2 separate regions of the Mus musculus genome follow, and region 2 is linked to region 1. The links are chromatin contacts, found by Hi-C or POLR2A ChIA-PET in ENCODE. All regions are on one chromosome and are shown on one strand. The core of a region is the stretch at or near the end of the contact, and the rest is flanking DNA. Distances in the headings are between cores, read along the strand shown. Region 1 holds the start of Inpp4a (inositol polyphosphate-4-phosphatase, type I). Region 2 holds the start of Coa5 (cytochrome C oxidase assembly factor 5).

What was found. A loop is a pair of places that touch in the nucleus more often than their neighbours do. ChIA-PET counts read pairs that join two places held with the same protein, here RNA polymerase II (POLR2A).
Region 2: a loop to region 1 is called in a map of T-helper 2 cell, with 1.9 times the contacts of the local background. The contact joins the promoter of Coa5 here to the promoter of Inpp4a in region 1. A Hi-C loop is called at or near these places in 1 of 37 maps with a recorded cell type or tissue (T-helper 2 cell). POLR2A ChIA-PET finds 5 or more read pairs at or near these places in 2 of 5 experiments (Patski and embryonic stem cell).

Annotation. Positions count from the first base shown.
Region 1 is chr1:37,298,375-37,301,597 of GRCm38, reverse strand. Inpp4a (inositol polyphosphate-4-phosphatase, type I) reads right to left here and starts at 1,760. Exons shown (of 26, transcript NM_030266.4): 1 at 1,480-1,760.
Region 2 is chr1:37,428,485-37,431,673 of GRCm38, reverse strand. Coa5 (cytochrome C oxidase assembly factor 5) reads left to right here and starts at 1,571. Exons shown (of 3, transcript NM_198006.4): 1 at 1,571-1,805. The coding sequence starts at 1,707. Unc50 (unc-50 homolog) reads right to left here and starts at 1,535. Exons shown (of 6, transcript NM_026123.4): 1 at 1,181-1,535; 2 at 98-381. The coding sequence starts at 377.

The DNA.
Region 1 (3,223 bases), core at 511-3,010:
TAGCTAGACCAAGTCAAGTAGCTAAGGAAGGATGACAAATGTTCTCACTGTAGGAACACAGTCCTCTGGTTTCTCTGTATTTACCCAACATCCACTCCGGTAAGCCCAGTCTTTAAAGACGACCATCCTAGTGACTTTGACTCTTCTACATCATGTTGACAAGACACAGGGAACACACCTCCAGGCAACGGTGTTCACATGTAGTGCCACCCAGGAAACAGCATTTCAATCTCCTGATACCACCACAGGTACAGACCAATACACAGACCTCCTCGAATGAAAGAACTGAATTTTCGAAGAGAAACCTTTTGTCAAAGCAGTCCTCAAACAAGGGCCCTAGTCCAGATCCAAAGAAAAATTCCGTCTTCACCCAACAACCAGGCTAAGTAGGACAACCTATAGCTGTTCACTGCCTGACACTGGCAATTAGATTTCAAAACAAACGCAGCTAATGAGGTTCTGTTTACACCTCTTACTGATGAGGGTCTTGAGAACCTGAGTTAGCAAGTGACAAAACCTTCAGGATTCACACCCAGATCAACCAGCTGTGTGATGTCCCAGCCCTGTGATGTCCCCATTGTCCACACAACCCACCCGGGGAACAGGAGTGAACGAAGCAGAATATTACTGCAACACCCCAACTTCCGTACCACCCCACCCCCATCCCCTTGGCCCAGAGGCCCTAACTGGCAGGTGACAAATCACATTCTACTCTTAGGCAATCTCTCAACATCAAACACATTAAGAGGCAAAGATTTACAACGGCCAATACTTACTTCCTTCTTACCCAGAGAGACATTTTCATGAGCTGTCAAATCCAGGCAGGAGGAACCCACCATTATGTAATGTCAGAGGGCAGGAGAGAAGGGGCAAGAGAAACCAAGGCCCATCAACACTCCTTCCCTTCGCCCACAAAGATATATATTTGTGTCTGACATTTTGAGTGTTTCCGTGGCCTACACATTCATGACTGGCTTTGCAAAAGACGACCACGGATCCCTGCAAACCTCTCAGGCCTCAATTAGCTTATTAGGAAAGCCAGAAGAATATAAAATACATAAAGCAAAGGTGAGGGAGATCCTGTCCTGGCCGATGCGCGAACAGAAAATGCTCAAAGAGTTGCGAGGACGTAGAGTCCGTGTCTCCCACCAACATGTATGTTTATTTTTACCCGGTGTGTTGACACCCGAGATACCGCGAGGCCTTCAGCGTCGGATGCCTATGGGATACAGCAGAGATGCAGCCGGCGGGCGCGTTGTATAGCATCGCACGGCTCCCCGAGAAGCCCGCGGCAAGGGGACCGCAAGTCTAGGATCGCGCTCCAAAGACGCGGCCAGCGAACCGCTAGGCTGTACCACTGCCATGACAACCGCGGGCGCCACCGGGCCGGGTTCCCAGTGTCTCCAGCTCCCAGCCGCCCAGCCCACTCCGCTAAGCCCGGCACACCGGACCTGGCACGGCCCAGCTCGGCCCACCTACCTGGCGCGCCCCGGCCCGGACACTTGCTCAGCCTTGGCCTCTGTCCTCCAGGCCGCACACCCCGGCCTCGGCCCCGCTGGTTGCTGTCCGGTCCTGAAGACCGGCCGGGATTTGTTTCCTGGCCGCCTCACTCCGGCCGGTGGCGTCCACCCCAGACCCGAACCCGCCGTCCCCGCGCAGCCCGAATCCTGCCACCGCCTTCTCTCAGAACACAGCGCACAACCCCGCCCCGGTTCCGCCCCCTCACCGCGCATGCGCGCCCCACTCCCCGACCGCCGCCCTGCCCCCTCCCTCCCTGGCTCCGCCCCTAGGAAGCCGCACCTCCCAAAAGGTCACACCCTCTTATGTGACGTCACCCAGGAGTGGGAGTTTTTCCACCTTCACATGCCCTGAGGCTTCTGCCCAGAGAACAAGCGATTCTAGAAAAACGCTGGAGGTCGGAAGTGCAGGTGTAGCTGATCCATCACTCAGTGGGCGTGGCCACCAACAAACTGTAGTCTTTTGAACTTCCTTCCAGACCTAGTCTACCCAAAAGATAACGGACCTTAACACTTCCTCCTCAAAATTCTATTTTTCTATAGGGAAGAAGACCAATCAGGACTTTCGGAGATACATTTTTTTTTATTTTATTACTTATTTATTTCCACTGAGACAGGGGCTCCCTGCCTCTGATCGTTTTTAACTTTATTGTAACGTTAACATTTCTACCTGATGAGGGGAAACTTAAATGGACAAACAAAAACATTTTTCAGGTTTTTTTACACCTCATTTGTCTGGTTTTTTTTTTGCTTGTTCTGTTTCGTTTTGGGTTGTTTTTTTTTTTTTTTGAACAGGGTAATCCAGGTTGGTCACCCACTCACTAGCTGCCCTTCGTGTTATTCATGTTCCTGCCACTGCCTCCTAAAGGCTGAGAGTACAGGTATGCACCACCACACCCACTTTTATCTTCTAAAGAGTAACTTATTACCAAATGCTTATCTTTTATTAATCAGATGAAGGGGAGAAAATATTGATTGAACCTTAACCCTAAGGCCAAAAGCCAAAAAACTCAAACATGCTTAGAAAAATTAAAAATATTGTCCTTATTTCATCTTCTAAAATTCAAGTGACTGATATACCTGATTTTCTTACGGTAAAATTAATAGAAATCCCCCTTTCAATCTCAAAAGCATTCTCCTATGAGATAATAAATTTTATGGTCAGAGTCTTAATTTGCTTTCTCTCTTCCTGGGTTAAACCACTGGCCAAAAACGACTTGGAGAGGAAAAGGCTTATTTGGCTTACAGGCTACAAGTCCATGATCAGGCAGGAACTCAAGACAAAAACCTAGAGGCAGGAATGGAAGCAAAAGCCAGGAGCGAAAGTTACTTGTTGGTGTGCTCTCCATGGCCTGCTTAGCCTGCTATTTAGATAACTCAGGACCACCTGCCTGGGGTGGCACCACCCACATTAGGTCTTGCCCTTCCACATCAACCATTAAGAAAATGCCCCACAGGGTGCCTACATTGCAATTTGATCCAGGTATTTTCTCAACTGAGGTTCCCTCTTTTCAGATGATTCTAGCTTGTGTCCACCTAACAACAACAACAACAAAAAGCTAGCTTGCACAGCTGTGTTATTTATATTCAAGCTAAAGAGGGTTTTCAAATCAATAGCATCCTTCTTTAAATTTATGAGTTTAAAAATAAACATTAATCTCATTTCAACTCATTCAAGACAATTACGAATCTGACCAGAGTTCCAA
Region 2 (3,189 bases), core at 322-2,821, 130 kb before region 1:
GTCTGACCCGCCATACATTATCCCAAAAGATAAAGTTTCCTCTGAAAACCCCAATTTGTTTTTCTACTATACTGCTTGTAAACTGAGACACACTTACCACAGAGCCAGATACTTAAGAGGACTAAGAAGGCAGGGTCATCTCTGGCCCACTGGTCCTTTGTTTGCTTCCGGTAGTGAAAGTTTCTATAAACCCTCTGAGGAGAGGTAAACAGGTAGAGCATCTGCCATGCAGCAAACTCAAAGTCCATCTGCCGAAATCGAAAGAGCCTTCTGAGGTACTTGTAGCGTTTTGCTCCAGCCGTGTGCCTTGCTGCATCCCTGGAATTTAATACTCCATTCCCGTGCATCGAAGAACTCAAGGAAGTACTTGGTAGCATCTTCCTAGATGGAATGAGAACATTTCTCTTAGATGTAATCTTAAATGTAATTATTTGGCTACTAGAACTCCTCGTCAGCGCTATGACGTTTTCTCTTGCCACCTTCAGAAAGGATTAGGGGCCAGAAGCTATAGAGTTGGTTCTGGGGCTTGTCTAGGGGCTGGCCAAGGGTAATGCCATCAAGGCAGTACCACAAACTCCTGTATCACCTGAAACAAGCACTTAACTTCAGTCGATGGTTTCCCAACCTTCACCTCAATCAAGCCTTTGACAGCTGCAGTAGCTCACTACTGATAATGGAGGCCAAGGAAAAAGCAGCACAAGGGGGTGTGCAATGACGTCCTCATTAACACGGGACAATGACCGAACACTGGTTCAAAATTCCGTGTTTGTAATGACCAAGATTTAAAACAAACAAAAAGTTTAATCTAAAAGCAAGGTTACTGAAAAAGTAAGACACACAGTTTATTTGTACAAGTCCATCGGCGATGGCCAGCAAGTCCCTGGTTATTCAGAATGTGACAATAAAAATTACACTCCTTGATGGTTTTACTCCTAGGATGGCTGGGTAGGAGGAATAACAGCGCGAAGGGGCCAGTCCAACTAGTCCGAAGCTAAATGACTGCTGGTCACCGCCCAGCCTACCTGCCCTCCGCGGCGCGGCGCGGCGCCCCGCCCCGCCAGCAGGTCTCCATTACCCCAAGCCTCTGTCAACTAAAAATACAAACGGCCCAGTGACATTTGACTTAAGAACAAGCAACGACAAGGTTTCAGGGTGTGTGTCTCCTTGCAAAATTTCAGACCTGCTTAGAATAGAAAAACGGCTCTAATCCTGCGATTCCCACGTAAGCGGCTGTCTTTGGTTTTACCCAGCAGCTCCACGGCGGGCCTAGGACTCGAGCTGCCGGGCGCCGGCCGGTCCCTCGCCCAGCCGCTGAGACGCCAGGTCGCGAGCTAACCGTGGAAACGGCCGACGGCACGAACGCCACCCTGCGCACACAGAGCAGGCCGCACCTGAAGGCCCTCGAGGCCTCGTCCTGGGCCCGGGACTACCGCCACCTTCCCAGGGCAGCCGAGCCCAGCCGCCGCTGGGGCCACTTCCCTTCCCGCTACGTAGCCCGCACTTGCGGCGCTCTGTATTTACGTTACGGACACGCACTTCCGCCACGCGTGCGCATACCCTGAAGAGTCGCACTCCTGGCGGAAGTTGTTGAGACTTTCTCCCACCCTCGCCGGTAGCTTGCCAGTGGGCGTGTCCCACGCCCTTCCGGGCCGTGCGGGGTGACCGAGGGCCGTGATCCAGTGTGGTGAGGGCGGTGGGTCCCCGCCATGCCCCGGTATTATGAGGACAAGCCGGAGGGCGGCGCGTGTGCGGGCGTGAAGGAGGATCTGGGTGCATGTCTGCTGCAGTCTGCCTGTGTGCTCCAGGTAGCGGATCTGGGTGGCAGAGCTCAGTCAAGACTGGCTCCATGATGGCCTGCGAGGGGAGGTCACGTCGAGGGTAGAGGTCGCGCGTCCGCTCCTGACTTTGGACAGGTCTCTTGAGCTCGCATCCCCAGTTCTTACTGGTGTTAAGTGGGAGATAACTTACTACCCACCTAAGGATTTTGTAAACCTTCAGCCAGCTCTGTTCAGGAAGCGATCCCTGAGTGCTGGCACGCGCCACCAGAGACTCCCACTCTAAGGGCAGCTGCCAAGGCCTGTGCCTGCGCCGCATGGCTACTTGATCTGTGGTGGAGAGTTTTGGTTCCTTGGCTTCTAGAATATGGAAGTATCTCATGGTGTGCCATAGTTTCTCTCTGCCGATCTTTAACCTATCTTAAACCTATAGCATTGCATTCTGGGAGGAATTCAACATAAGCCTTTATACTATGTGCTGCCTTGGGAAACAGGCGAGGAATGAGAAGGGCTCAGAGAAACGTAGGGTATGAACTCAGATGATCACAACGTACCTTCCAGTGGGGGATAGTGAGGAGAAAGGGGAGTGGGGAGAAGGTTCAGAACTTTCTCAAAAATAGACTTCTTAAGATTTTATGACTCTTGGAAAACCAGAAAAGTTGAAACTTCCAGAGGGAACTCAGTATGGTTTTCCCATTACTGACCTTGACCTCAGAAGAGCAAGGCCTCTTGCCCGCTGACTCATCTCTCCAGCCCCTCCACCTTATTACTTGAGATAGCATGTCAGTGGACCTAATTGGCTAGCCTAACCAGATCTGCTTGGCTCCACTCCCATTCTGGGATAAACGACTTCTGCCACCATGCCCAGCTCTTTATGTGGGTGCTGAACTGGGAGCTCTCATGCACAGCAAGCATTTTCTTTACTTAGCCACTTTGCCAGCCCCTCCCTATTAACATTTATATACAGAGTTTAGTACTAACACTAAAAGGTCTTTATTTTAACACATCCAATTCATGGTTCTCATCCATAGGAAGGCTTATACAAACATTGACGATATGTCCTAAAAATCTTAGGCTCTGGGGGCTGGAAAATAGATGGCTCAGTGGTTAAGAGCACTTGTTGCTCTTACAGAGGGTCAGGATTTGGTCCTAGCAGCCATAAGGTGGTGCACAATCATCTATCCTCCAGTTCCTCCTGGTAGCCTCTTTGACATCCATAGGCACCAGGTCTGTATGTAGTGCATGTTTGTACATGCAGGCAAACACTCATAAAATTAAATTTCAAAGCAGACTCAAAATACTTACTTATTTGATAATCTTTACATTTGCTTTTCTTTAATCACCAAGGTTAATAAAAAGGAATTAAGAATTTTCTTAAGTCAACTTTAAAAAAAAAAACTACTTTCAGAAGAAC